2 separate regions of the Homo sapiens genome follow, and region 2 is linked to region 1. A link is a loop called in an ENCODE intact Hi-C map of the cell type or tissue named here. Cell type or tissue: A673. All regions are shown on one strand. Each heading gives the region's core, and the rest is flanking DNA. Links, peaks and the distances in the headings are about the cores only. Region 1 overlaps LINC01091 (long intergenic non-protein coding RNA 1091). Region 2 has its middle 330 kb from the start of LINC01091.

Region 1 (15,773 bases), core at 3,772-11,771:
CCCTCAAAAGACTTTTTGAAAGAAATATCCTTTCTAACAGTGGAGCTAGACTCTCTAAGAGCATGTTATACGTTAGAATATCAATTACTTTTATTTGCATTCATCGGAACTGGTATTGCAAACAATTTGTCTGAGTGGAATGAAAGAAGAGACTGAAGTCCTTCAGTAACCCCTCTCATTAATTCTTTGTGCAAACAAACTCTAGTTGGGTATAAAGCCAGATAACCTAATGGATGTTTTGTAGAGGATGTGCAGCCACTTTGTTTACTAGTTAAGTTTTATCAAATAAGATGGACCAAGAAAAGCCAAGAAAAGTTTACAGCTCTATAAATCTCAAGCTATATTTTGAACATTCCTGAAACACCCAATCTGCAGACTTTAGCTTTGAGTAGATTTATAAGAGTCAAAAGTCACAGTCCTTGCAAACAGAGGAAACAGCACATAGAGTTTTTGTTTATTTTCTGTCTCTTAAAAAAATCAAATATGGCCATCAAGGATGTAAAACGCCAATAATCAACTACTGGTAGCAGAAATAAGGCCTGTGGCTCTTTTTGTCTCCTTGGTTTCCACATGTAAAAAAGGCAGGTGAAGAATCTTTCAGGTTTTTTCTATTTTGTTTTAACCAACTTTTTAATACATTTGTTTTGAACAATAGGGGAATTCCATGAAACATTGCAAGGAGAAGACAAAACAGTTCACTTGCTAATGTAGTTAAGAATATGGACAAAATGAATGCAGTTTGCTGTAACAGAAAGATTTCTTCATCCTCATGTTGGAAGGCATTGAGTTTTAGTTCTAAAACTTTTATTTATTAGGTCTTGGAACTTTGGACAAGTTATTCAAGTCTGCTTTTTATTTCTTACCTGTAAAATAATTGATCTCTCTGCTACATGGTGTTATTGAGAGGATTATGAGAAATCATTGATAAGAAAACTTTTTTATTTTGGTTATTTTTGTTTCTTAAAGAATCATACAAATTTAAGATATCACAATAATATTTTGTGGCTATGCATTCTTCCGTTCCTAGAATTGACTCACAGAGGTCCTTGCTCTGGGATCGCATACCTGCTTTGGCTGGGGAGCAATGAAATCCAAGCACAGTGGCATCAAGATGAGCTATTATTGTTTTATTAGCAATATTTATCAGAATTAAATTTCCATCTTCTTTACATTTCATTTTAGAAGACCCTACCCAGCAGCAGCTGCAATTTTCCGTGGTCTTATTGGGTAGATGTATTTATAATGACAGCTGAACTACTGCTAAACATTTAGCTTTTCAAATGAATCAAACGTAGAAAATAAAAGACCATCTCTGTTCCCTACCCGTAATAAATATAAAGAGTTTAACCTCCCTGGACTTAGAAAAATTAATTTTGCTTTTTTAAAAATTTTTTGAGATGGAGTCTCTCTGTCATGTGGGCTGGGTGCAGTGGTGTGATCTCAGCTCACTGCAACCTCTGCCTCCTGGGTTCAAGTGATTCTCCTGCCTCAGCCTCCCGAGTAGCTGAGATTACAGGTGTGCACCACCACACCCAGCTAATTTTTGTATTTTTAGTAGAGACGGGGTTTCCCCATGTTGATCAGGTTGGTCTTGAACTCTCGACCTCGTGATCGACTGCCTCAGCCTCCCAGAGTGCTGGGATTACAGGCATGAGCCACCATGTCAGGCCTTAATTTTACTTTTAAGTTCTAAATTCATTGGAAAATATCCTTTCTAATTTGTCCTAGTAAATCATTGATTCCCAAATGTTGCTTGTAATATTTCTATATGAATATTTTCATGCATTACAGTAAAAGTAATTGATCTTAGGCCCTTGTAGTAAAATTCTATTTGTAAATCAGAATATTAGTATATGCCAAGACTTCTGTCTAGAGCTGATCCAAGTTTTGGTTATGGAAGACTTGTGGAAATGTCCTGCTTTATCTTTAGTCTCCCATTGCCCCTTTCTTTTTAAAACAATGATTATAAATTATTTCTGTTATTAGGAGCCTTAATTAGGGAGCCCTAAGTACCTTTATTCTATTTCCTTTGAGTTCTAGTTGATTGCCAACCAGCCTGGAAGACAGAGGTTTAGAAAGACTGGGCTCTGATGCAGACTGTCCCAGGCTGCAAAAATCCTGCTCACTTTGTTTAAAGATATGAACTGCTTTAGGCTTGAGGTCCTCGAGCAGATTTCTAAGCCTGTAGCCAAATGCTTAAAAAACTGAGTGAGATATGGAATGATTTTAATCTTTCTGAACTGGAAGTTTCCCAGGGTTAGACAAGCTCTTATGCTGAAAACATAGCACAAAGTCCATTGATGACTACTGATATGGTTTGAGTCTGTGTCCCCACCCAAATCTCATGTCAAACTGTAATTCCAGTGTTGGACATGGGGCCTGGTGGGAGGTGATTGGATCATGGGGGTGGATTTCCCCTTTGGTGCTATTCTCATGATAGTGAGTGAGTTATCATGAAATCTGGTTGCTTAAAAGTGTGTAGCTCCTTCCCCTTCATCCCTTCTCCTCCTGCTGCCGCCATGTGAGACGTGTTGGCTTCCTCTTTGCCTTCCGCCATGATTGTAAGTTTCCTGAGGCCTTTCCAGCCATGCTTCCTGTACAGCCTATGGAACCATGAGTCAATTAAACCTTTATTCTTTATAAATTACTCAGTCTCAGGTATTTCTTTATAGCAGTGTGAGAATGGACTAATACAAGTACTTTCTCTAAGATTACCTCCTATGCTGTTTTAGTTAGAAAATTTCCCAATTACACCCTGATTATGGACCACCTAAGGTGGTATTGTCTCTTGGCTGTGATCTTCTCAATAACACCTTGAGATATATCAATGCTTCTTGATTTCTATAGCTTGAGTAGTAGAGATTAATGTGTTCATGTAACATTGGATTTAGCACTTAACCGAATTTAAATAATATAATGACATCAGCCATCAACTTCTCTTCTTAGGGCATTAGTAAAATGAATGTTAATTTTGGGGAAGTTCCTGAGTTTCTTAAAATTAATAAACTTTACGGAAATGAAGGACCAGCAAAGGGTGAGGACTACTCTAAAAAGCTCCTAATTTGTTGGTGGGATACCTTGATCCCATAGGAGAAGTCTTCCTAAAATGAGAATTGGTTCTCCAAAAGCCAGACATAGTTCTGATTGGAGAGGATTCACTTCTGGCCCCAGAGGACATGCCACAGAACTAAGGGAATTCTAGTCTCTGACCAAGAGACCAATTCTTCATGTGGTTTACAACAATTTTTGTTTTATGTGCTAAAGAATAGAAAGCTGAATAAGAAATGATTCTTGCTCTCAATAGTTTTTAAATTTTGTGGAGGCTGCAAGGCACTAATCTTACCCTTGGAAATTTCTTTTGGATACCCAGATAGCCATGACAATGGTGTAATGTATGGGGAAATTTTCCTCTATCATTCAAGTGATGCTTGTTTCTGGGGGGCAGTCAGCTATATATATGGTTATATTCTTAGAATCTGCATGCAAAAAAGATGTCCATTCAAGTAACGAAGACAAATATTTTTAAACTCTGGCCCAAGTCATTCTTCTAGGCCCAGGGTATACTTCACTTTTACTATGAATTCCTCCTCATCCCTCAGCTTCTGTACTTGAGAAGCTTTCAAACACCTTTGTTATAGCACTCATCGGTTATGATTTATGCATACATTTTTTCCATTAGACTCTGAACTCCTCAGGGATAGAGACTATCTATTATTTGTCTTTTAAAATTTTGAACTAGTTTTATTTTGTTGTCAAATACAAACACAGAATTGAATATTTGTAACAAAAAAGTTTGAATTTCTCTCTCGTAATAATTTCTAAGAGGAAACTGTCATTTTTTATTCCTTCTCCAGATGTAATTATTGACAGCTTATTAAGTAAAGTAGCATTTTCTTAGCAGTGACAGGTATGACTTTTGTCTTTTGAGGCTGTCTATAATATTAATATCTTATAATGTGAGCACATGAATCCATAATTGTCCAAATGAAGAGTTCAAGAATAAATTACTTGATTTAGAAAGATTCAGAAGAGCTTGAGTCTCTGGAACTGAAGTCCACCTCAGGTTTACATTTTGCCTCATAATCTTGGCTTTTAGAATGCATTTAATGCGTGAGAATAATTACTGGGTACCAATCACTTCTTTGCTTAGATTATTTTATGTACTTTGTGCATTAGATAGTTTTACTATTAGTTCTATGAGTGAGGTAGCTTTGAGGGATTATGTAATGAGCTTTAGATAATATAGGTGGTAAGTGGTCCTACCACTTTCCTTAAACAAGGAACTGTGCTCCCTTGCCTCCTTTTCTACCCCTGAGCTTCTCTCATCACTCCCTGCACCCTGTCCCCAATTTATTGACCTCAAATATTTTTCTACCTTGTTGCAGACTGAAGTGAAGGTCTTAGCAGATTTTGGGACACATGGAGTGCAGCAGAGGTTATCATCGCACACTGTGTTTATAGCTTCACTCAGCCAGGGTTTTTTGGCAGTTTTCAGGACCATAGAGGCCTCATTTCAACACAGGAGCCAGTGTAAATACACAACAAAGAGACCACACCTGAGGAGGTTTTTCTGTCTATTTTAGTGACCTTGTTTGTGGCTGTGGGCCACTGGCGATCCTTCTCATCAGTCAAATATTAAACTTCTCTTTCCGAAACTTCCCTTAGGCCTGTCTGAAGATTTTTGGTCCCCATGTTTTATGAAGTGATAAAGATTTTGAGCTTTTCAAAGACAAAGCTGGTATGTATTTTTTAGATGACATTGTCATCATGATTACATTTGCCGTGTAAATTAATTTTTATTTTTTTAAAGAGTAAGTTACCACTGAAGTTCCTCTTCTACTTGATAGTTGTCAGAAGACAAGATAAGTGCTTAGGTTTTGACATTCACAATCTATGTGACAGGAGGCTGATCAAAAGTTGGATTTCTGATACCCGATGAAAGCAATACGGTAGGGCTGGGCTAAATCAGATTGAATAAAGATCTTTCCTTCCTGTTTCTACTGCGGCATGAATACTAATAAGTTAATATGTTTTGGGTGCCCACCAAGTACCCATTTTAGAAGACCTTTAAAGAATATAAGAAATGAGTGACAAGATCCATGCACATGAGGAACTTAATTATTAAGAAAAGATTCTAACAAACTCTGGACCATTAACAGTTTGAAGGCATGGTTTTGCTTTTGTAAACTGAATATGAAAAGATGACAGGAAATAAATGGTTGTAATGTGTAATAAGAGTGGTGGTATTTGAAAAGAGGAAAGCTTGGAACATTTTTGGTTTGGTACACCGACAAATGTTGAGGGGCCTAGCAGATTTGCAAAAATTGAGTCTGGAAATTTGGTTCCCAGTGTGTGAACAGTATGGTCTGAGGGTCTGAGATAATTAGCAGAAATTAATCTTAACTTGCTGGCTTTAGTTTCTAAAGAGGCTGCTGACATGACTTGGTGCTATGCAAGACAAAGTTGACATGTAATGCAAGAGACGTTAATTCTATCTGCCAAAACATTAAAAATATGCTTATTAAATAGAAATAAATAATCGCTACATATGTATATAAAATAACCACAATGAATTTTTACAAGTATTGGATATAAATGAAAAAGTGAAAATTTCATACATCCTGCTTAGATATAGATGAAGCTGTTTTGCATGCTTCTCTTTCTTCAGTATTTAATTAGGAGATTTATCTACCTTATTGTGTAACTTGATTTTATATTTTACGTGTAAGAAGGTGAATCAACTTTTCTGTATTGCAACAATCTTCGTTAACATTTTCAACATGTACTTTCACTTTAGCTGATTTATAATTGCAGCTTCACTGCTTTATTGTCGTGTTTTATTCCTAAAACAATGTGTTTCTATATTTAAGGATGATATGGTGCACAAATGTTGTTAAGCATACAAATTGATGGCATAATTTGCCCTTGACCTTGGATCTTGGTGGTTGCTGGGACACTGAGGAGAGAGCTTTTTTTTGGCCATGTGGGAGACTACCAAAGGCATCAATTTTAAAACTAGACTGGAGCAATTACCATTACATTTATGTTAGAGGTTAACATTTGTGTTATTTCCTCTTATTGCCTGGCTTTACAGAATGTTATGCCCCACTGCTTTTATTAAATCCAGGTAATAGAGGAAATAACAGTGTTATTAACCTCTAACACTGATGAAAAATTAGTCTTAAGTAAAACATGGTTTAAAATCAGAGCCATTGAGCCAGTACTTTAGCTGGTTCCCTGACCAAGCACAGAAAGGCTTTGTATACTCATTGTGCCCATATTCATTATGATAAAAGTAAAACAAAGTATAACACGAAATAAATCTCTGGGGGAAAAAGGGATTTGATTTTAATATGTACTGTATTCTTACTAGTAAATGTTATAGTTTACATGACATTATATAAATAAATATTGATCAGGAGAGTACCACTTTTCTATGATTGAAAGAGGAATTCGTTTTGATAACTTGATTACTTTCACAGAAAAGCACTTAGAAATTTAATATATAATCATTGACCTCATCAGAAGTCACTAGTTAGGTGCTTCCAAACACAACTGTTGTTAAGCTGAGGATTACTTTAGAAAATTTCCCTTTTCTTTTCTTGTTTGCATTTAAAACAATAATTTTTCAAAGTGATTTTTGGGATTTAGGCAGAGTTTGCTTCCCTGGTCATACAATGGTTACACATGGTTTTGTTGGGATGTTTATGCTAATTGAGACCACAAAGTTGTGAGTGAATTTATACATTTTAGGCAAATTAGGAAATATAGACTTAGTCAATACAATTAGAATGATAATTTATTGTAGGAAAATAAGATCTTGGTATCATAGTCTATTGATTATGTAGTTTAAATAACCCTAAATGTATTTTGTATGCTTTGATTAATAAATATTGTATTTAAATTTAATTTTAAAGCAACATATTTCTATTAAGCAATGCATATGTGTATCTAAGTAACTCTAAAGGTTTTTCAATTGTCTGATTTTTAAATAAATCTCTCTGCCTAACATTTATTAGTGAATTGCCAAATTATTTAAAGGTATTTTTCTTTTGTGGAATAAAATGTACCTCTTAATATAAGCATATTGGTTTCTAAATTACTCAATATATTTACCATGATTTTGTAAATAATGAAGTAGTAAAAGATTTCCTTTTAATCTATTATTTTAAATATAGAATTAATATAATTGATTAGAATAAATATCAATGAGAGAGAACATTGTATCTTACATATTTATTCAAAGGATGGTGTTGGGTAACACTAGATTTAAGAGCTTTTGTGTGAATTAAATAAAACTGCACATACAGAAGTGTCTTGTAATTATGTTAACAGTAAGTATTATATTATTCTCATGACTTATAGTGGGGAAGATGTATATAAACTTCACAGTATTCATGGCATTCCTATAGTATAAGTTGTTTAATAGAAAATAACAAAGAAAAGTAGGCATTGTACTTCTTAATCTTTAGGTAAATATACATTCCAGTTGCATGAACAGTCCTATGTAAAGGCTCAACAATCCGTTTACTTTTTAAATTAACAACCACTTCAATGGTTAATTGAGTATTTCTAAGCCAATAAATTACCCTTCAACATTACTGACTGGAAGCTTAGTTAGTATCCAAAACAAGCCTGGCATTAATGAACTCATTCTCCAACAAAAGGAAAAGGAAGCATCAAATCTGAACTTTGGATGTGTTCGGTTCCTTATTCTAAACACATTAGTACACTGTATTTTCCCACTTAGAGAAGCTTTTGTACACTGAGCATGTGGCTGTTTAAATGCCCCAGCGGGACATCCAGAGGCTGCAAAAACGGGAAAAATTATTTGGAACAATTTGCTTTCGTTCAAGGGCAACCATTTTACAGCTGGTTTATTGCTATTCTTGTGCTGTTTAAGCTGTCTTTCGTGTCAAAAGTCCTTTCCTGCTTACAGATCATCAGGAAGCATTCTGCTGCGTGCTGTTTGCCTAAGTTCCTCCAGGGCTCCGGGCCTTTGATCACGGATACCATTTGCAATCTGGTTAAAAATAGGAGGCTGCTGAGATAAGCTTGGGTCCTGGCAGTGAGGAAAAGGCCCTTTCCTTTTTTTTTTTTTCTTTTTTTTAAACTTTGTTATTTTGCTTTTTAGCATGGGAACACATAATTGAAGCAAAGAGGAATAGTGCTTAGAAATTATAGCATGCTTAGAGGTGTAAAAAGTTTGTGTGAAAAAAGGTTATTGGTTATTAAAAAGTTCAGTTTTTTGAAACCAGTGTCATTATTGTAGTAAGTTAAAGTTTTGAACATAATGAGTACATTCTTTTCTTTGAGGTTGACAGAAACAATATTTGCTCCCTTACATTTAAAATACACTACTGGTAGCACAGCTTTCAAGCTTGTACTCCTAAGGATGGCATTTAAACCAGAAGCATATATTTTTTTTTTTTTAGTGAGGAAAAATATATTATTGTTGTTAGCAAACCTAATATAAAAGAACAATAATATATTTAATATTGCTATTAGATAACAAGCATTGTAAGGATAAAGTCAGAATAAAAGACTCATATTTTTTATAATTTTTATTGCTTATCATTTTCTAGTGCTTTCTTAAATTTGTCAACTTATTGAAAACAAAAGCATGAAGATATACATGATTTTTAAATTATAGTTTCTCTCAGAATTTTGATTAACATGATTGTATCAATCTTATGATATAGGAGGATGGTGACTTTCATTATTGTTTGCTTAAGCAACAAGTCAAATATACCACAAGCCAGGAAATTAGAGAATTAATTGGAAATGAAACATAACCTAGATGGTAAAATTGGATACTAGAATATCAACATGATACTCAACGTAGAATATTTACTGTGAAATAAAGTGTACTAGAAGGGATCTTGGGAGTTTAATGAATTTTTCTACCAGTGGGCAATATCATTTATTTGTTAATTTACTCAAATAAAGATCTGCGCAAAGCCAAAACCTATGAAGTAAAGCAGAATAAAAGAGTGCCATCCGAGGCTAAAAACATGTTTACTGTATTGCCACATGCATTCTTGGCAGTTTGGGGTCCTGTGTATATTTTGGAGGGGTAAAGAAGAATTAGTCAAAGGAAAGATTGTGGGAATAAATTTGTAGAATGGAGGGTAGGTGAGGGATTAGAGATGAAGGAATCTGTTTATATGGATTTCAGCATGAAAGAGAGTTTAGAAAGAGAGTTCCTGAAGCTGCAATTGATGCAGTTATGCTGGGCTGGAACAACTTGGGATAGGAAGTGTGGTGGGGAGGCAGAGTGGACTGAACTAAGCTGGCTGGAAGTGAAGTCTGGGATGAAGTTTACAGTGCGAGGCAGAATCAGATGATGGAAGAACATGTGCTGTGTACACTGAGTTGTATTAATTGTTATATATATATTTTTAATCAATAGTGTACTAACTTGTGCTGCTGAGTTTACTGAATTCATATTTTTAAAAACTCTAATTTGCCTAACTTTCAAAATAAAGCATCTAAAGCTTATTAAGCATATAGAACAGGAAACTTGGAAAGCTGTTCTTGTGTTTGTGTTTAAATATTACCAAGTATATAATAGCTCACATTCCAGCAGACACAATACTGTGGCTTAGTCAGACCATGTTTTATATTACAAATAGTTTTACGTAAAATGAATGTTCCAATCTATATCTCCAGAATGAAGACAGTCCTCTCTAAAAAGGGCTCCTTCATCCTGAAAGCTAGCTCAGAGGGTTTTTTGAGCTTTGTGTCCTGTTTGTCACTTCTTTGAGTATCTTAACCTGCAGTATAGTTACCCTTGCCACACTACAGTATCATAAAATGGGCATCTTGTATCTCTGTCTCAAGGTGATAATGGAGTTGAAATGTATATCAGGGAAAAGATCAGGATTTCATTGAAAAGATGGAATATACATTTTGCACTAATGTCTGAAAAATCAACTTGCTCATAAGTTATTAAAGGACCACAGGTGCAAGCAGTGCAATTTTTGCAATTCCCTTTCCTGATATATTCTAGCAAGGTCATTTGCCCCTAAGCCTCAGAAGGTTAATTGGATCTCATAAGTGAATGCACCCAATCACTCATGATTTGGGAAATTTTAAAATTGTTGTTATTTAGGCATTAACATTGGAATATCAAATTTGACTTTCTTTTTACTGAGTGGGATTGTTCTAAATTTGCTGGTTTTATGGCTCTTGTAATGAAAATTATTAAAAAAGAACACTAAAGGCCAACTTAAATAAAAACTACCTGTGTTGCTCAAATAAGTTTTTTACCTACATGTCTAGCAAATAGATTTATGGAAATTTAAATCTGCTTTGAGCTCTTTGGGACAAGCGTAATAGCCCTAAATCAAGTATTCAACATGCACCAGAGGTGGTCACTGTGTGGTAATTTTGTTGGTCAATGGAGTGACTCGTACTAACAAGGAAGAAATAGGAAAAGCAGGGGGTCGAGAAGGCGAGGCTGGACACCACTGTGTGATTAAAGTAGAAAGTGTTTTTCTAATACAGTTCTGTGCCTTATTTGTCTGTCTTCCTTTTTTTTTTTTTTTTTTTTTTTTACATCTTTTTGTTCTACAGTTTTGCTTTCTTTTTTCACCTGTTCTCTTTTGCTGAGATGGTAAGTTGCAGGCTCTATTCTGGGTTTAAGTTGATTGTACAAGTAGCAGAGATAATGACATTTTGAATTTGTTAAAAAGCTTTTATCTGAAAATTGACAGGGTATTTTTGTAAAACTAGCAGAAAACATGAGAGGGGCAATGAAAAAATATTTAGCCTTAAGACCCATAGATGTTTCTATTAGATCCATACAACTCAATAGAGAATGTCATGAAAATTCATCCATGAGTGAGAAAACTGGCTGCATGATATCTACCATGTAACTCCACATCAAGAGGGGCATCACCGTTTCATTCACTCTAGGCTCTCATTAAGTTCACTGCACTAGAGTGAGGGACCTGCCTGTGCTCTTAAAAGAAAGGGCAGGGGTCGGATGTGGTGGGTGACACCTATAATCCCAGCACTTTGGGAGGCCAAGGCAGGCGGATCACCTGTGGTTGGGAGTTCAAGACCAGCCTGACCAACATGGAGAAACCCCATCTCTACTAAAAACACAAAATTAGCCAGGCGTGATGGCGCATGCCTATAATCCCAGCTACTTGGGAGGCTGAGGCAGGAGAATCGCTTGAACCCAGGAGGCAGAGGTTGCAGTCAGTCGAGAGTGTACCATTGCACTCCAGCCTGGGCAACAAAAGCAAAACTTCGTCTCAAAACGAAAAAAAAAAAAAAAAGAAGAAAGGATGGTGAGCTTACCTAGATGACAGGTTGATAGGTGCAGCAAACCACCATGGCACATGTATACCTGTGTGACAAGCCTGCACGTTCAGCACATGTACCCCAGAACTTAAAGTTAAAAAAAATGCTCCATGTATCTTTAATGTATTTACCTTGACTAATTTTATAGACTATCTTATCTAAATACACTAGAACTATCAACTCTGTATTTGTTATAGTGTAGTTAATATGTAATATCTCATCCAAAAGTAAACATATTTAATATTTATTTTAAAACTCAACAAACATCATATATAATTTTACTTAATGGAGTAGCATATTATCTTCTCTAATGGCTTATCGATCATGAAAAATTTATTTCAAAGAGGACCATTATACAGATATATCAGGAATTAGTGGTATCTTAGGTGGCATCTTCACAAGGAAGAGACATAAAGATATTTCTTATTATTGCAGCATATCTATACGTTAAAGCATGTTCTCTTAAGGGATCATATCTTTGGCAGAAGAAAAGATATAAAAGGATTCTAAAAGTGGCTACGATATTCAATTCCACAGTACCAGAAGATTAATCTGCCACAATTTCTTTTGCTTTAATCACTATATGTCTTAGGTTTTCTCTTCTTTTTGGGTGCTCCCTTTCTTAATGGTAGTTGAATTCTCAGAGTTTAGCATATTGTACTTCTGGGGGAGTGGAGAGCTCTAGAGAAACTCAAATACTTCTTTTTACAAGATGTATATTTGTTTTATTCATAATTTGTCATGTTCTGGAATACAAAAGGTAATTGTAATGATGGCTGAATTTAACACAAAATTTTTAACTTCAACTTAAAACATGGACTGATTAATCTCATTCAATGGCAATATTCAATGCTTAAAGGAACATAAACACGTACACAATTGTGCAGTTTTCATAAGGGTTTATTTTATAACTGGTGGATAGCACATTTAACAGTTAAATACGTTTAAATAATGTATAGGTGACTACACAATTGCAGCACTGGTAACTAGATAGATAACCAATTCCACTAAAAACCAGCTAATGAGTAACTGTCTAAATATTTAAAAAACAGCTCTCGTTTGGGTCATCTTTCGTTTTGAACACCTTCTTAGGGGGGCAAAAGCCTGCTGGTCACAATGGAAATATATTAAGGCTAAATCTTCTGATATCCATTCTCGGAGGCTACTTTCAGCTGGATTAAGTCTCTGCCTCTAGGGCAAGCACCAATTTGTGGCCTCCAGTATCAGTGCTCTTCCTGTCTACCAGAGCAGACAATGTAAGCTTTATACCAGGCCTCAGAATCTGAGGGTAGCCTGCTCCAGTCAATATAGAGTTGTTGACTTTTGCATTAAACAATTTATTGTAAAGGATGAACAGCCAGATAAAGTGATACATAGGGTGAGGTCTGGAAAAGTCCTGAGCATGGGGGCGTCTGTCCCTGTGGAGTTGGAGTGCGCCACTCTCCCAGTATGTGGATGTGTTCTTGTTCACCTCCCTGGAAGCCCTGAACTGCTCAAATACTTCTAATAAGAAGCGTTACACAGTAGTTTGGGGAGAGATCATTGGATCACCATTGGAAGGTGATCTCCCATTTAGGAGATGAACTTTCATACTGGAAAGGATTGGCCTTTCAGATATTTGATAGAGAGCTACATGAAATATTTATGATGTTCCTGAGACCTAGACCATCGGGGTAGTCACACTATTGAGGATAGGAACACTTCACACAGACTTCTAGATGTGAAACTTTGTATAACTTTGAGGAGGAGGCCCAGAATTTAAAATACCAAGATTTTATGAGTACACAGGCCCTGGGAATTGTAGGTACTCAAGATAGTTCTCTGAGGGAAAAGTCCACCGTGGCATTCATTCTCAAGGAGTCAGATCCCACTAAAAATAGAAACATATCAAACCCCAAAAATCTCAAATGAATCTCAGTCTTAAGGGAAGAGGATTGTGTAGGCAGATTTTCCCAGTGCGGGGAGAAACAGTACATAGAAGCTTTTGAGTCCAGAGCAGTTTTTATTTTTGTTTTTGAAATCCATATGTGACAGGTACTGAGAAAGAGAAATATTTTGGTCTTTGCAAATTTAGGAGACTTTACAATTAAAAATCATAAGATAACAGTCAGAGATAGCTCATGAGGAAATCTGCTACAAATATTCAATGTACAAAATTCCTAAACATTAGGCATTCACAGATATTGGAGAGTTCATATAGGAGAGAAACCTTTTAAATGTGATGAAACTTCATCTAGGACTAAAAGACACATTTGTGCACGTTGGAGCATGTTGCCCCTTCCTCTGAGCAGACATAGCCTTGCACCAGGGCTTCCGGCTTGGTGAGCAGAGGATCACCTCATACTTTCCCCTTGTTCAGTGAATTGCTAGTGCAATCCTATCAGTCGCCCTCATTGTACTGAGTTTCCTGGCAGTTAGCAGGCCTGATGACATTCTACCTGGCTTTGTTAGTATTTTTTGAAAGCCTACTGCATGTATCTTTTGGATTCGTATGCAATATACTAAAGTGATAGATTGGGGTGATTATTTTCACTTTGGAAGTTTATTTGCTTTACAAAAGAGTATAGGATGATTTATTTAAAAAATCATTTCTTCTATGATTTAATTTATGAAAGATTAAGAATGCATCTAATAGTTAAAATAAATTTCACTCTTAAAATTTTTTGTTGTAAGTCAAGCAAAAATTATACAGATGGCGAGTCTTTGCCACATAATTATCTCCCCTAATCAGAATGATTACAATATGGAGTGTCTACTCTTTTTTTCTTAGTTTAAGGAAGTTTCAGACATACTCACACACAAATATTTATGGTAGATTGTATTATTGTTCTAAATTATTTGCTCACTTCTTACCCCTGAGAAGACAATGCATTCTTATGCTGTTGATTTCAGGCTTGGCCTTGGGACCTGCTTAAACCAAGAGATATGCCACATCCGAGCAGTTCTTTTCCTTGTGGCCCCTGCCATGAGAGCAGCGTGTACAAGGTGGATGCTGCTCCATTAGCGTGGATCCTGGGATGAGAAGACTCAGGGAGCAGGCTCTGCCAACCCACAGTCTACAGCAGAGCCACAGCCAGCAGTAGTCCTCATTCAACAGGAGGGGGAAAAAACTGCTCGTCATCCTTAGCTCTGAGATTTGGGGGTTGTTATCACAGAAGATACTGTCTCATAGAAGTTTTTAATATGACTGCTACTACAACAACTATTGCTATAATGTTTACAGCAATCATTGCTACTTTACGTTCCAACAGTATTATTGCTTGCAAGGGGCTATCAAATAGATGATCTTGTTGGAAACTCACAGCTACAAGGGCAGGTGAGGAAGCTGAAGTAATGAGTAGGAGAAGTTAATGAATTATCCCAAGGTCAAAGTGCTAGAAACTAGAAGGAGAGGATTTGAACTCTGATTTTCTTATTTCAAGTTGTTGTTTTTCTGGACCTTAGTTTACTAGTCTCCAATACACTTTACAGATTTCTCAAGGCATCTTAAGTGTAGCATGCTATCTCAATTGTCCATCACTTCACCTATAAAGACTCTGTCTTTTTAGGTACTTCATTATACAATTCCCTCACTGGCATTTCCAAGGCCTTCTAGTAGGCTCAAGGGACAGATGAAAATCCTTAACATGTTTGACACAATTCTGACTTGTCTAAGTTCTGCACATCTCCCAAGCCTCAAATTCCTCCTTAGTTGCCTCCTGGATTGCTCTCTGGCCTCCAGCTATACTAACGTTTCTTGGAAGCCCATGGGGAAGTCATGCCTTTTTCAGCCACAGGACTTTGTGCGTATAATAATTTTTTTCTGCCAAAATGTCACCTCTGTACCCTAAATTCTTACCATGTACCATCCTTGTTCTCCTCACCATCTATTCTGGATCTCTACTCAATAGTCAATGGCTGGGAGACCTCCCCGGACTTTCTGATCAAGTCAGTCCCCATACTTAAAGGGCATTTACCTCTGCCTCAGTGGTGGTTGATGTGGTTCACTTTGTGTAATGTCTCTTTTTCCTTTATTATTCTATTTATAATTGCTTGTTTATTCATTTTGCTCACCCTAGTACCTAGCACACTGCCTGCTACATAGGAAGTATTCCGCAAACATTTCTTAAATCTCTGAATACTCAGATATAATGCTGAACACTAAATATTCAGCTGCAGTGCTGTAGCTGAGCTGTCAGAAATGGGGTAGAAGTGTTTTGAGTTTTGATAAGGAGAGGGATCTGCTTGTTACATGAACTGGAAATAGTGATGAGATGGAAATTTGGTGTGAAGAAGCCAAGAGGTCATTTGTGGTCATTGTAACATCACCAGGTAATGATCAGAGAGGCAATAGAGAGCATCCCTCAGTGGCTGTGTCTACACAAGGCTCACCACTTTGAAGAAGCACATGCCAAGAACTCACATCCCATTAGTGGCTTAAGTTTTTGAACTTTCTTTCCAGTTTTCATAAAAGTTTTGTT
Region 2 (15,773 bases), core at 4,114-12,113, 120 kb after region 1:
TGTGAAGAATTTTGGAAAGACTAAATATTGTTCCCCACACTGACATTTAACCAACACAGAGCACTAAATAGAGTATACTTATTTAAAGATAATTTCCTGTCCATCCCCTCTGTTTGGAAAAATCAGTGATTTTTAAAAAATAATTTTGAGCCATTTTTGGAAAGGAATGAACTTAATGATGTGAAAAAAAAAACTAGTCCTGCAATGAAAGAGGAAGGAGTTTTATATCTTTAATTCACCTGTGATTTTCTTGTAATCTCCAAAGAAACTTTACTGAGAAAAACACTTGTGAAACTGATTTAGCTTTTAACTCAAAACTATTGATCATTTCTTCCAACTTTCCCTTTACTTATAGCCCTGATTTATGACAATACGAAGTCTAAACTTTAAAAAACGTATGCATCTATCTATTTTTAGGATTTGACAACAGTAGTTTTGTAAAATCAGTGGGCTGTTTTTGTATTGCTGGGATACCTATGCCACTAAAGTGTTGTTCTGAAATGTGTCATCATGGTAAATCACACTAAATTGATGACTTAGAGTAAAGCAAGTCTTAGAATTCATTGAAATGTGGAAAGCTTAAATTTTATAAAACAAAGGAATTGCTATTTTATTTGATACGTTCTTTGTATTTAAGTGCAAATAGCTATAGCAGAGAAAACTATTATAGTTGAATAAATATACTTAGCTTCAAGCTTTTCCAAAGTTCTGGAAAAAACAAAAAGTATAATATTTACATGACTAATTCCTTATAAGAAGCAAAGAAATACTTTTTTATAGGTCTTAAGTGTTTGGATCGAAATGCTTAACTCTGATGCCTAATGTTTCTATCTGTTTGGAGGGACACACATTGGTGAAGCGCACTCAATCCTTTACTGCAAGGGAGGTAAAAGGAATTGCCTGTCTTTAGTAATCTGCCATTAGGTGCATCTGACATTGTAATATTGCTTCTCAGTTGGATTGGACTAATCTATCAGATTCTCATGAATGGGGATTGGGTCTCTTGTTTCTCCTCTCTCCACCAGGTCCAGAGAGAGTCAATGACCTGGGTAAGTGTTTGCAAATTCAAAATCTTCTTTGGGTAACTTTTTCAAGACCAAAGCAAAAAGTTGGGAGCTAGTTCTACCTCAAAACCCCATCTTTTCCAACTTAACATTTATAAAATATTAGTTTGAGTCTCCATTTGCTGATTCTTGTCTTATTTTCCAATTGGTACAGAACCTATGTCATTGAGAAGGGTAATGTTTATTAGGTCCCTTCATGCTCATCTTGAGATATTTGGTTCATTTATTGAGAACCTTGTTAATTAGAAGACACAGCATATAATTTTAGAGAAAAATATGCATGAAGAAACTTGGGGGTAGGGTCAGGGCTTTCAACCATGGATTTTAGTAGGTGGATTCGTACCTTTAACTTGGACAGTGTGTTATGACCTATGTGGTGGAATGTGGCTGGGTTTGCATGTGGCTTTAGGATTTAGGCATAAGCCTTGTGGGATTTTCACCTAGACAGATCATTGCAGTTTATGGTAATGATTACAGGCAAGTATCAATTTCTGTAGAGGCAGTGAGTCTTAAGCAAAGAAGCAAGCCTTATTAAAGGTGGGTCTTAAAAGCTTCAGCAGCTAAAACTGAGAGGGCTAGGAGAGCCTTAGGAAGTGGGCAAAGAGCTAATAGACCTTAGCCAAGATGTAAGCTTGCTTTCAGATGCTACCTGTGTGGCTGTCCATGAGCGGTCATGGGCTTCATAAAGAGAATTGTTATGCACAGACATTAGGGGACAGAGCCACCATTGGCTGTGTTTGCCATGTTTTTGGGCACATCTTCAGGACACTCTTAGTGTCAACTCCAGGAAGGAAACACTGTTTAGCATTGCCTTCTCTGTTCTTTGGAGCCAAGAAAGAAAATGGGAAAAGCATACCCTGGAATTTATGAGGCCTTTGCTGATCCATGTATCACTTCCTACTGTAAGGTTCCACGTTGCCCCAGATTGGTTCATGACATAAACTTTAACCATGACATGAGATATTTCATGACACAAATTATGACTTCCTTCAAATAAAACTGGTAAACTTGATTAATAAGTTATTAAAACTTTATTAATATCTTTTTTGACTAATACAGTCAAGGCTCCTGTTTCTTTCATTGATTGTTAATAAAATCTTGACTATGATTTCGTTACTGAAGTGATTTGATCAATTTTAGAGCTTCTTAGCAGCAACATCTTTACCAGCCATCAGAGGTTCTGGAGGACATCCGAAGGAATAGGGCTGGACATTAGGGAGAGGCTTCAGAAAGATGGAATGCCCTACTCTCAAGATTTACCCTTAGTCTTTAACTTTCTTATAGTTTATTAATAATTATGTAAAAGCATCGGCTGTTTTTATACTTTAAACAAAAGCATCAGAGTTTGGTGAACACACTGCATAATACAATTAACAGCTTATAAATCCTTGTTCTTTTTTTTTCATTTACATCTTTTTTATTGTAATTTTTTTCTTTTCTTTTTTTTGTTATACTTTAAGTTCTGGGGTACATGTGCACAATATGCAGGTTAGTTACATATGTATACATGTGCCATGTTGGTGTGCTGCACCCATTAACTCGTCATTTACATTAGGTATATCTCCTAATGCTATCCCTCCCTCTCCCCGCACCCCACAACAGGCCCCAGGGTGTGATGTTCCCCTTCTTGTGTCCAAGTGTTCTCATTGTTCAATTCCCACCTATGAGTGAGAACATGCGGTGTTTGGTTTTTTGTCCTTGTGATAGTTTGCTGAGAATGATGGTTTCCAGCTTCATCCATGTCCCTACAAAGGACATGAACTCATCATTTTTTATGGCTGCATAGTATTCCATGGTGTATATGTGCCACATTTTCTTAATCCAATCTATCATTGTTGGACATTTGGGTCAGTTCCAAGTCTTTGCTATCGTGAATAGTGCCACAATAAACATATTCGTGCATGTGTCTTTATAATAGCATGATTTATAATCCTTTGGGCATATACCCAGCAATGGGATCACTGGATCAAATGGTATTTCTAGTTCTAGATCCCTGAGGAATCACCACACTGACTTCCGCAATGGTTGAACTAGTTTACTCTCCCACCAACAGTGTAAAAAGGTTCCTATTTCTCCACATTCTCTCCAGCACCTGTTGTTTTCTGATTTTAATGATCGCCATTCTAACTGGTGTGAGATGGTATCTCATTGTGGTTTTGATTTGCATTTCTCTGATGGCCAGTGATGATGAGCATTTTTCTCATGTGTCGGTTGGCTGCATAAATGTTTTATTTTGAGAAGTGTCTGATCATAGCCTTCACCTACTTTTTGATGGGGTTGTTTGTTTTTTTCTTGTAAATTTGTTTGAGTTCTTTGTAGATTCTGGATATTAACCCTTTGTCAGATGAGTAGATTGCAAAGCGGCCATTCTCTAGGTTGCCTGTTCACTCTGATGGTAGTTTCTTTTGCTGTGCAGAAGCTCTTTAGTTTAATTAGATCCCATTTGTCAATTTTGGCTTTTGTTGCCATTGCTTTTGGTGTTTTAGTCATGAAGTCCTTGCCCATGCCTATGTCCTGAATGGCATTGCCTAGGTTTTCTTCTAGGGTTTTTATGGTTTTAGGTCTAACATTTAAGTCTTTAATCCATCTTGAATTAATTTTTGTATAAGGTGTAAGGAAGGGATCCAGTTTCAGCTTTCTACCTATGGCTAGCCAGTTTTCCCAGCACCATTTATTAAATAGGAAATCCTTTCCCCATTTCTTGTTTTTGTCAGATTTGCCAAAGATCAGATAGTTGTAGATGTGTGGCATTATTTCTGAGGGCTCTATTCTGTTCCATTGGCCCATGTGTCTGTTTTCATACCAGTACCATGCTATTTTGGTTACTGTAGCCTTGTAGTATAGTTTGAAGTCAGGTAGCGTGATGCCTCCAGCTTTGTTCCTTTGGCTTAGGATTGACTTGGCAATGTGGGCTCTTTTCTGGTTCCATATGAACTTTAAAGTAGTTTTTTCCAACTCTGTGAAGAAAGTCATTGGTAGCTTGATGGGGATGGCATTGAATCTATAAATTACCTTGGGCAGTATGGCCATTTTCACAATATTGATTCTTCCTATCCTTGTTCTTTTAATATTATTACTGTGTCCCCTTTATTTAGAAAGAGACCCACAGTTACATTGCTCTTTCCAATTATGGCTTGAGTCTTGATTTACAGTTTAGAGGAAAGTGTGTATTAACATTTGGAACTGTGTTGTTTCTTTTGTGATGTGACTGAATTTATCCCATGTCTGCAAACAATAACTTAATTAAGTCTCCAAAGTCCCTTAGGGAAAAAGAGGACAAGACTTAACAAATTTTGAAGCATTGCAGAATAACAAAAGAATTTTAAGGCATTGTTCCCCAGCAATGAGGAGGGCTTTTTAGTGTATTGTGCTTTGAGGGGCTCTAACAATAGCAGTGCTATTCCAGTCCTGGGTTTCTTTGGCGGGGATGCCAGAGCCAAAAGGCACTAATGACCTGTGCCATCTGGCTTGTCAGCAACCAGTTTCAGTGGAGTAATTAAGAAATGTAGTCATTATTTATGCATTTTGACTATCTGTTAGAATCTGTTATTCATTCTAATATATATTTCCCAATGTTTCCACTGATTAGTCAAGATCAAGATCCTGCCTGTGTCTTCTTGAGCACGTCATTTCTGAGAAGGTTTTTCTTAAGATAATTTTGCAGTTAATTTGAGTAGAAAATTCTTTTCATAAGAAACGAATGGATGCCTTTTCTGCAATTTGGTAAGCTATTTAAAGATGCATTACTTAAAACATTTTATAAAGTCTCATTGTTAGGTATATGTTTGGATTTTAAATCAGAAATATTTGGAAGCATGAATAGTGTATAATAATAAAATGACATATTTGTAATTTATTCTTTCTAAATTGTACTCAAATTTTAAGGTGATTTGGATTAATGTTCACTTTCATCTAATATCTAAAAGCATGAGAATGCATCCTTGTTCTGAAAATTATTCTCATTCTCACCAATTGTAGAGCTTGAATGAATCTAACAGAAAATAGAACCTTGGGAAGTCAGGTGACTTTTCTCAACATCATTCAGTTCTTAAGAAATAGACTGATTCTCGTGCCATGGTTTTCAGCTCCATCAGGTCATTTAAGGACTTCTCTACACTGATTATTCTAGTTAGCCATTCGTCTAATCTTTTTTCAAGGTTTTTAGCTTCTTTGCAATGGGTTTGAACTTCCTCCTTTAGCTTGGAGAAGTTTGATCGTCTGAGGCCTTCTTCTGTCAACTCATCAAAGTCATTCTCCATCCAGGTTTGTTCCATTGTTGGTGAGGAGCTGCGTTCCTTTGGAGGGGAAAGAGGCACTCTGATTTTTAGAATTTTCAGCTTTTCTGCTCTGTTTTTTCCCCATCTTTGTGGTTTTATCTGCCTTTGGTCTTTGGTGATGGTTAAGTACAGATGGGGTTTTGGTGTGGATGTCCTTTCTGTTTGTTAGTTTTCCTTCTAACAGTTAGGACCCTTAGCTGCAGGTCTGTTGGAGTTTGCTGGAGGTCCACTCCAGACCCTGTTTGCCTGGGTATCAGCAGCGGAGGCTGCAGAGCAGCAAATATTGCTGAACAGCAAATGTTGCTGCCTGATCGTTCCTCTGGAAGCTTCGTCTCAGAGGTGTACCCAGCCGTGTGGGCTGTCAGTCTGTCCCTACTGGGGGGTGCCTCCCAGTTATGCTACTCAGGGGTCAGGGACCCACTTGAAGAGGCAGTCTTTCCACACTTGGACACAGGAAGGGGAACATCACACACTGGGGCCTGTTGTGGAGTGGGAGAATGGGGGAGGGATAGCATTAGGAGATATACCTAATGTAAATGAAGAGTTAATGGGTGCAGCACACCAACATGGCACATGTATACATATGTAACAAACCTGCAGGTTGTGCACATGTACCCTATAACTTAAAGTATATATATATAAAAAAGAAATAGACTGATTCAAAGATTGTCTTTGACTCCTCTTTGATTTCCTTTGCTGAACTTTCATTTACTAATCTGTCTTTAAATTTGGGCTCCTCAAGGGGCTAGATTTTCATTTCACATATGAAGAAATAGAGATACAGGGAGGGTAAGCCACTTGGCCAAATTCACACAGCTCATAGGTGGCAGAAGTGAGATTTGAATTGAATCTTGACCAGGGTCCAGAGTCTTTGTTGACATAATTTCCCTGAACAGACCTTTACCTTCTTGAAAGATTCTGATTCAGCAAGTCTGAGTGGGGCTGGGGAAACTACTTTTTGAAAGAAATAGGGAAGATGAGGTAATTTTCTTCAGCAGGAAAGTTTGGAAAAATTGCCCCAGAGAATAAATGTACAATGTCCATCCTGAAAATAGCAAAATTTAACAATTTTTTTTTGTATTGTTTAGAAATGAGAATACATCCATGCAAACTTGAAATTGTATATTTTCTTTTCTGGGTTCCAGCTATTCTTATATAGCTCTATTTCTGATGAGTAAGGGGGAAAAGGTTTTCTTTGTAATTATTCAGGAAAATAACTTGAGTACTAATAAAAATGGACCTAAACGAATTAAGCAGTAGATCTGAAAAATTGGCTATGGGTTGCTTTGTAGGAAATCATTGAAAAAGGGACCAGCCAAGTTATGATGATAGACATTTTCCCCTTTGTTTAGAAGGGTCTGTGATCTGCTGAGCCAAGCCAAGAACAAGAAATATGAAAGTCTGTGTTTTCTTCCAGGACTCGACTCTCTTTGGCCTACTGGATGTACAGGAAGTGGTAAAAGCTGTATGGTGTCTCCTTAGGAATTGAAAGGCCTTGGGCAAATCAATCAGGTCCTGGCTTTCCACATCAGCAAGTCAAGATAATCATGTTGGCTAAACTTATTTGAATACCATCTGGATTCACTTACTGGCAAGTGTAAAGTGTTTTCAGAATACCAAATATTATATAGGGCATCCAAGCAGCTTAAATTTCAGTGCCCTCCATTCCTTCCCTTCCTGTACTTCAGTCTACTACTGAATGCAATGAGATATAATAAAACCAAGATCTCAGGGCTCCTAGCCCTTTACCTGAAACTGCTCTTTTGTGCTGCTCCTACTGGCTGCTATCCACTGAATGTTTGTGTCCCTGCCCCCTACCCCAATTCATATGTTAAATCTTAATTCGCAATGTGATGGTATGAGGAAATGAGGTCTTTGGATGTGCTTAGGTCATGAGGGCAAAGCCTCTATGAATAGAGCTAGTGCCTTTATATGAAATTAGTGAAGACAGCTCCCTGGCTCCTTCCACCATGTGAGGACACAGTGAAAAGATGGCCATCCATCTATGAACCAGGAGTGATCTCTCACCAGACACTGAAACTGCTGGTGGTTTGATCTTGGACTTGGCAGCCTCCAAAACTGTGAAAAATAAATTTTTTGTTGTTTATGAGCCACTTAGTCCATGGTATTAGCATAGCAGCCCAAACAGATGAAGACATTGACCAAGACCTGCATGGAGTGCACATACTCTCTATTAGCCTGCAATAACAATTTAGGCAACGCTGAAGGAATTTTTTTGTTTTTATTCTTATTGGTGTCAGAAAAACACATAAATGCTTATAATTGTTACAGAAAATTGATAACTTTCCCAGGACATATTTTTAGAAAACATGTTTACTAACAAATTCCAGACCTATGACACCATGCTCATTTACATACCCAAATAATACATATGCCTCTTCTGTTTTAATTTTGTGGGCATTACACATCACATAACTAATCTCAGCTCCCTCTTTGAATTGGCTGCTAGAAAACTCAGGGCCACATGTGTAGCTTAGCTCTAGTAAATACATTGATATATGTTTGGTTTGTATGCCTCAATCTTAGCTTCATCTTATGTTTTCTTCTTTGCTTTTCCTTTTGTTCTGTTTTTCTCATGCAATTAATATTAACATTGTGTTTTAATGTGTCTTCAAGTTGCCCTAAACTCTTCCTGGAATAAAAAGAAGGGCTGAAAGAGAATTCATTTTAAAAATCTCTTGACAAATTCTTATATTCATCTTCCAGAACTTCAGATACATAAAAATATTTAAAAATTATCTATCTCTACTATGCCTGCCATGCATATATATTTTTTTACTTTATACCACAAAAGCCATGATCTCTCTACTGTTTCTGAATATGTAGCATATCCGGAAAAAGCAACTTCATCTGTAATACATTTTCTCAGATTTTCTCTTTTGGGGAAATCTAAAACCTTTAGCATGGACTTTTTCATGTTGATAGACTCAAAATTCCATTTGATTTTTATTTTCTGGCAGTACTTCTCTAAAGCAGAAAAGCAAAGATAAAGAAACAGTCAATTAAAAAACAAACAAAATGCAAGTGAATACAGGTTGAGGAAAATTCTACTTTACAAAGTCCCTCCATCTTATTGCCTCATTCTCAGACCTATTCAGTACTTGGAAAAATTCATAACCTGGCAAAATAAAAGCATTCATACTTCTCTAGGCTACAAGCCAAATCAAACCATTCTTTTTAATTACAGGTGAATAATAACACCCTTAAATTTCTTACAAATAACGTCAGCCTCCTTTTGCTTTTTGACTGATGGAAGGTGATGAATGACGACCTTTTAATTCAGCACAGCTGGATGTCTTTTGTTGCACTTCCTCTCAAAAGTTGCTGTGCAGATCTGGCCTATTTTGTCAGATGTGCTGAAAACAACGTGCCTGACTGGAAGTGGAAACAGCCTTCAAACACAAGACATTTGCATGATTGAATACCCTGTCGGGGGAGCAGCTGTGGCAGTCAATGCATAAGGTGGAAGATATGCCATTTGTTAGAGTATCTCTCTGTGTGTGTGTGTGTGTGTGTGTCTGCGTGTGTGCGCACGCATGAGTGTGTTTTGATTTGATTGTTCTTGGAGGACTGGAGGAGGCCTCTCTAGTAAATCTTTGAGGGTGGTATGAAAGTGACTTTAGTATTGCTGGCAATTTTGAGGCTGTCCTGTAAAATAGTGGGTTTATTGTCTGGACCCTTCTTTTTTCATGGGTTTCAGAATACCCAGTAAGCCAGGACTTTCTTGAGCAAATCAGGTCTGTGAGCTGCAGGCCTCAAAGACTTCTGGATAAAGAGTTCACTCACTGAAGGTTACTAAACCAGTCTTTTCCAAGATGAATTCACTGCATTTCCTTGGGAAGATAATAAGAGTGTTGCAGCCACCGTTTATTTCCCTTACTCACTGTAGGCATAATTAAAATGAGTGATCTGTGACAAACTGCATCTGTGTCTCCAGGGGCACAAATGTTGTCACCTGTAGTAGATAGCTCAGCACAGATGCCAATTTACTGGGGATATATTCCTCATCCACAGAGGCTGTCACAGAGTTGACACATCAGTTTCTCAAGATAGAATAAAGCTTTGGATTAGCTAAACACCTTGTTTGTGTTTGATTTCGTGCAAAGTGTTTCTCAACCACCTGAGATCAGTATTACCTATATTTTATGGATTAAAAAACTATAGTAATGAGACTTGAAGGAGGTCTGGGAGGACAGTAATCACAAATTTAGGAAGTGGTGAATACTGAGATTCACACCCAAGTGTAGCTTGAAATCCTGTGTTCTTTGCCAAAGTTGGCTTTATTATCATTTTAACAGTGTGTTTTATAAAGCTTGAAAAGATCCTTTGAAAATGGAAACCAGACATTGTACTTTAAGAAATGTGTGGTAATTTTATCTGAAGGGATTTGAATTATTAGGATTTATTTAATAGGCAAATATAATTGTACTGGAATTATTTTTTAACCTCTTTCTCTCATACTTCTAAACAAAGAAAACCCAGCAATGATTACTTTGATGGTATTTGCATGCCAGGAGAAACAAAGGGAAAAGAAAACAGCTGGTAGTGGAGACTCCCTTGTTTGAAGCTCTGACTTTTTTTCCAGTGGCCTTTAAATCGCTCACGTGGAATCACACAACATGATTAATTCACTTAACAAACTCAATGACTCATCATCAGCTAATAAGTACTTCAAATGAGCTTAGAGAGTGTAGCTCTTTAGGTTTGAATACAAATGTTGTATCTGGAGGGACTTTGGAACTTTGAACTTTTTTAACAAATGTCCTTAATTAGCTGTAAGTAAGTAAACTGGACTTAGACCTATATGTTTAAATTTCATTGTTTTGTCAATACAGACATTTTGCAGAAGATAATTCTTTGTTTGGGGGACTCTCCTATACATCGTAAGATTTTTGGCAGCACTCTTGGCCTCTACCCATTTGTTGTCAGCAGCACCCCACCCCCTCCAATCAAAAATGTCTCTAAATAATGCCAAATTTCTCCCAGAGGGCAAAATTGGCCTTGGTTGAGAACAACTGTTTATTTATTTATGTACTTTTTAAGGACCTGTGATGGTTTTTAGTAAGTATTCAAACAATATAAGCATATAAAGTAAAAAGTGACAATTTCTTACATAATTGTAACCCCAAATAAAGCTATTGATAATGGATGTTATCCACTGCACATCAAGTAAACAATGAATACATAGAAACATTAAAATATATACTATTTATGCTAGGGAACAACTTTTAATAAAAAATGTGATCATATTAAAAAAAATTAAAACCCAGTAGGCTGGGTCTTATACACATACACATGCACACACACACACGCACACACATATATAATATATTATCTACATATGCATGTATATATCAAGAAAGCATAGAGAATATGGGGTAGTAAACTGAATTACATTGTTAAAGATTCCTATATATTTTATATAAAGTAGTACTCTACATATATTGTTAGTACTTAAAAATAGGTATTGTAATTTTTACAGCATCTGCCAAAAATGCAGAGATATATTGAAAAGTCAACAAAGAAATCAAAATAGAATTCAAAAAGTAATTGATTAACCCAAAAGAAGTCAGGAAAGGAGAAATGAATAAGCAACAACAATAACAGATTTAAAAAAAAAGAAAAAAGAAAGAAAAAATGGCAGGCCTAAATTCAACCACAGCAATCAGTTCATTAAATGTAAATGGACAAAATTTTTCAATAAAAAGGCAAACAGTGTTAATCTGTATAAAACAGTAAGAGCAAGGTAAATATGCTGTCTCCAAAGGATACATTTTAACTAAAAAGGCACAAACGGCTTGAAAGTAAAAAGGATAAAAAATGCTATACTTTGCAAATACTATTTATAATAAAACTAAATAGCTATATGCTATAAGTAACAATAGTGACTGCATTAAAAAGACTTCATTTAAATGTGAATGTGCCTAAAACAGTTTTAAGATATGTGAAACAACTGATAGATAAAACAACAACTGATAGATTAAAAAAGAAGACATAGAAAAATCCATAATCATATTTTGAGCTATTAACACACTTCTCCAAGTAATGGATAGTAAAATTAAGAATAAAGCAAGAGAAGTGAAAATATAAATAATACTGTCAACCATTTTTTACCTCACAGACACTTATTGAGCCCCCCATACAAGTGCAGACTATGCATTGTTTTGAAGTGCACATGAACTATGAACCAGGATAAATTATGCTGGACCATAAAACAAGTCTCAGTGAATTTCAAAGGACTAGATAGTACTAGTAATTACCCTCTGTGACCATAAAAAATTAAGTTTTACATCAATAAGATATGTAGAAAAGTTCTAACATTTGAAAATTAACAAATCAGCTTCTGAATAACCAATGAATAAATGAAGAAATCACTAAGAAATTAGAAAGAATTTTGAACTGAAGGCTGATAAAAAAACAGCATATCAAAATTTGTGGTATGCAGCTAATATGGTACCTAGAATGACATTTATAGCTTTAAATGATTTTATCAGAAGCAAAGGAAGCCTTAAGATTAATGATCTAATTTTCTACTGTAATAAGCCATTGTAATTACACTAAGATAATCATAAGAATTTTTAAGAAATTAGCAAAAGGTGAGAAAGTTAAACCTAATAGATAGAAGTAATAATGATAACAGCAGAAATAAAAGAAGTAGAAAACAGACATGATTGAAAATGTTTGCAAAACCAAGAGGTGACTTTTGAAAAGGTTAATAAAATTTATAAACTCTAGCAAGACAGATGAAGATAAGAAGAAAGAAATCACAAAAATCTAATATCAGGGTTGAAAGATGGGATATTACTCTAGATCTTAGAAAAATCAAAAGGATTTTGAAGAGATATTTTGAACAGTTTTATGTGTATGACTCTGCCAACATAGATGAAATGATCAAATTCCTTGAAACACACAACTTACCAAATCTGATACCTGGTGAAACACAAAATTCAAATGCCTTATGTATCAGAAATGTTGAATTTCAGCCAGGCGCGGTGGCTCACGCCTGTAATCTCAGCATTTTGGGAGGCTGAGGTGGACAGGTCACCTGAGGTCAGGAGTTTGAGACCATCCTGGCCAAACTGGTGAAACCCCATCTCTACTAAAAATACAAAAAATTAGCTGGGCGTGGTGGTGCACGCCTGTAATCCCAACTACTCAGGAGGGTGAGGCAGGAGTATTGCCCGAACCCAGGAGGTGGAGGTTGCAGTGAGCTGAGATCATGCCATTGCACTCCAGCTTGGGCGACAAGAGCGAAACTTTGTCTCAAAAAAAGAAAAGAAAAAAGAAATGTTGAATTTCTTTCAGAAACCTTAACACCAAGAAAATTCTAGGCCTACATCTTTTTCATAGTAAATTACCTCAAGTCTAAGAAGATATTATACGAATCATACAATTTTTTTTTCAAAAAAATGGAAAAGGGAATCACACTTTCCAACTCATCTTGTGAAGGCAGTATAACTGTGATACTTGACAAAAACATTGCAAGAAAGGAAAATTGTAGACTGATTTATTTCATAAAATTCCTAACAAAATAGTAGCGTGTCAAATCCCACAATAAAAGCATAATACAAAATGATCAAGCAGGATCAATATGAATTATTTAGGCTTATGGAAGACTTACTTCATGGAAACAGTTTAAATTAATGCTTAGTCTTTTACTGTTTCAAATTACCATTGTCAGGTGCCTGCTACAGACTTATCTGTCATTTCCAGTAATTCATGGTGTTACCTGTTGTTCTTTTTATCCCTTTTGATCCAATGTAGGACATCTGTTTTTTGTATGAGACCAAATTCTGGGAAAATAAAAATGTTTACCAAATTCATTTTTTTAAATTCAGTCCAGGAAATGCCTACTCCTCCATCATGTAGACTATTTTATTCAATAAAAAAATCCAGCGAGAAAACTGGCAAGTCTTTCAGATACCATCATGTATTCAGGCACTGAGAATAAAAATATGAACACAACTTCCTGCTATTCATCCCTCGCATTCCTGAAATGCAGTTTAGGTGATAAAATGAACATTCCCATTTTGTCCTTGATGCTTCCTTTTGAGACAGGCATTATTTTTATCCACATTATATGAATAAGAAAATGAGGCTCAGAACAAGGAAAAAGTGGATCAAAGAGGGTTACAACTAAAGCAAATGACATATATGTTGAGGATGTATTTTATATTCAGAGCTGCTGTAATCCTTGTGGGTACAGATAGCAATAAGATGCATGGAACCATGCTGAATTTCCATTTCCTTTCTTACTTATTGATGCTAAGATCACATAAGATCACATAATGAGTTTTCCTTCAAGATGACCATGACTTTATTTCATTAGTCAGAATAAACCCACATTCATAGTAACTGTCAATAAAAAAAGTAAAAATGTTGTTTGATTCAAAGGAGGAAATGAAGTTAGTAAAAAAAAATGCAGACCATGTATAATCTTATACTCAAATAAATGCAGCTTAATACTAAGAATAACTTTGGAAACTAGTAGATAGTCCACAGACATTTATTAGATTAACAAAGAAGCAGAACAACAATGAGACAACATTTTTTGCCTTTCAAATGGGCAGAAATATGGATAGATAAAGTATATAAAGGTAGCCAGACAGATAGAGGCAACATGACCTACTGCTCCTTAGGGTATGTAGAAATTGGCATTTCTGTTGGTTGCTTTTGGCATTGTAAATTCAAGCAATCTTTTTGAATTTATACAAAGAGTGGTAATGATATCATATGCTTTCAACAAGTTAGTTTTATTGTGGATAATATATCAAAAAGTAACCATCCAAAATATGGGAAAAATATATGTTCATAAAAAAGTGTTCAGAGTAGCGCAACTTATATAGATAAAAACAGTAAAGCAAGTATATATATTCAGCAGTAGAAAAAGGTTAAAGAATTTATGTCACATCCATTTAGTTTAATATTATACCACCTTAAAAACAGTATTATAAAAATCAAGATTATTAAAATCATGATTTGTTAAACTGTATTTATTAAAAATCATTAACAGAGTGTTCTTGGATCTTAGACACAAAGGGTTAAGTTAATCACCCTGTTTATTCCATACTATCATTGATTTTCTCACTTTACTGAAAGTTTATTCCTTTTTATTCCTATATTCCACTCCCATTTTCATAGTATCCCCACTACATGCACTACAAATATAAAAACCATTTGTCTTAACATTCAATTTTATGTAATGTACATTTTTGATTCTATGTATTTTTATAAAATGTGTGCTCCTTTCTGAGTATTTTTAATTTATGTAAATGGGTTGTTATATTTTATCTACATTTTATAAATAGCATATTAAATATCTGTTTCTTTTTCATTACACATTGTTTAAATATTTACCCATATTACTATGTACACATCTATTCACTGTTTCTATTTACTAGGTAAAACATGTAGCAAATTACATGAAATAGCAGAGTATGAATATATATTGTGATATATAGTATATATATAGAATATGTATTACAATATATATATATATTCCATGATTACAGCAGAGGACATGAGTTACAATTAATGCTCTTTTAGCAGTTGCCATCTGCAGATGGCTAAGTGTTAACCAGCTCAGTGGAGAGTCAGGGTGACAGTCTTTCACACTCATCCCTCTTGGTACTGGGGTCCCTGTCTGGCATCCGGGAAGAATCAGGTGACATGGACTTGAAGGATGGTGAATGTGGACGTTTTATTGAGTGTGGAGGTGGCTCTCAGCAGGGTGGGGAGCTGGAAAAGGGATGGAGTGGGAAGATTATCCTCCCCTGTAGTTCAGCTGTCCCCAGTCAAACTCCTCTCCAGCAGTCCAGCTGCCTCTTCAACATTCAGATGTTTCTTCCCTTCTCTCCTCTACTGCACAACTCTGCTCCTCTGCCAGTGGACTTTGGGGTTTCTGAGGGTACAGGATGCAGGGGCGTGATGGGCCAGGGTGATTATGAAAAAAGCAACATTTGGGCACGAAAACAGGAATAACTGTTCTCATTTAGGGCCACAGTTTCCAGGCTTGAGGGTGGGGGCTTTGCTGGGGAACCGCCCTCTCTACCTAGTGTTTCCTTGCCTCCTGTCTGTATCAGTAATATTAAAAAACTGGAAATAATTCACCAGATTTTCTTATGGTTGACTTGGTATCACACGAGTTTCTGAGTATCTTTATACTGAAAACATCAACAACATTAAGTATATCTCATGCTTTCCTGAGAGCAGAATGAGACTTTTGGCAGAGGTTTCAGTATTTAAGTTCCTAAATTATCTTGTCTCTGTGAAAATTCTGCATTATCCATAGTTGTCAATCTGATTGGACAGGATATATGCTAATAAAAATTTCACTTTTAAAAATTATCACCCAAATGTTTTCTATGGTGTGGATATCCACTCAATTGTATGTTTTCTAGACATAGAGTAC

What was found. Peaks named below come from ENCODE experiments on the same cell type or tissue, not always from the same donor. Only the 100,000 strongest peaks of a DNase experiment are listed, where the experiment ranks them.
Region 2: it touches region 1 in a loop (2.8-fold over the local background); 2 of 110 quality-filtered maps call a loop at or near these places.

What each region holds. Positions count from the first base shown.
Region 1 is chr4:123,849,370-123,865,142 of GRCh38, forward strand. All of the region lies in intron 4 of LINC01091 (long intergenic non-protein coding RNA 1091), which reads left to right. Among named protein-coding and RNA genes, the nearest start is that of LINC01091, 210 kb to the left of the region's middle. RefSeq lists an enhancer at 5,290-9,006. In A673, for the core only: CTCF peaks have their summits at 7,993 and 8,253; a DNase peak (open chromatin) is centred at 7,882; H3K4me3 peaks cover 1,335 bases; H3K27me3 peaks cover 1,673 bases.
Region 2 is chr4:123,967,750-123,983,522 of GRCh38, forward strand. No RefSeq gene overlaps it. Among named protein-coding and RNA genes, the nearest start is that of LINC01091, 330 kb to the left of the region's middle. In A673, for the core only: no CTCF peak of the experiment used is centred there; DNase peaks (open chromatin) are centred at 6,882, 8,732 and 9,992; H3K27ac peaks cover 2,514 bases.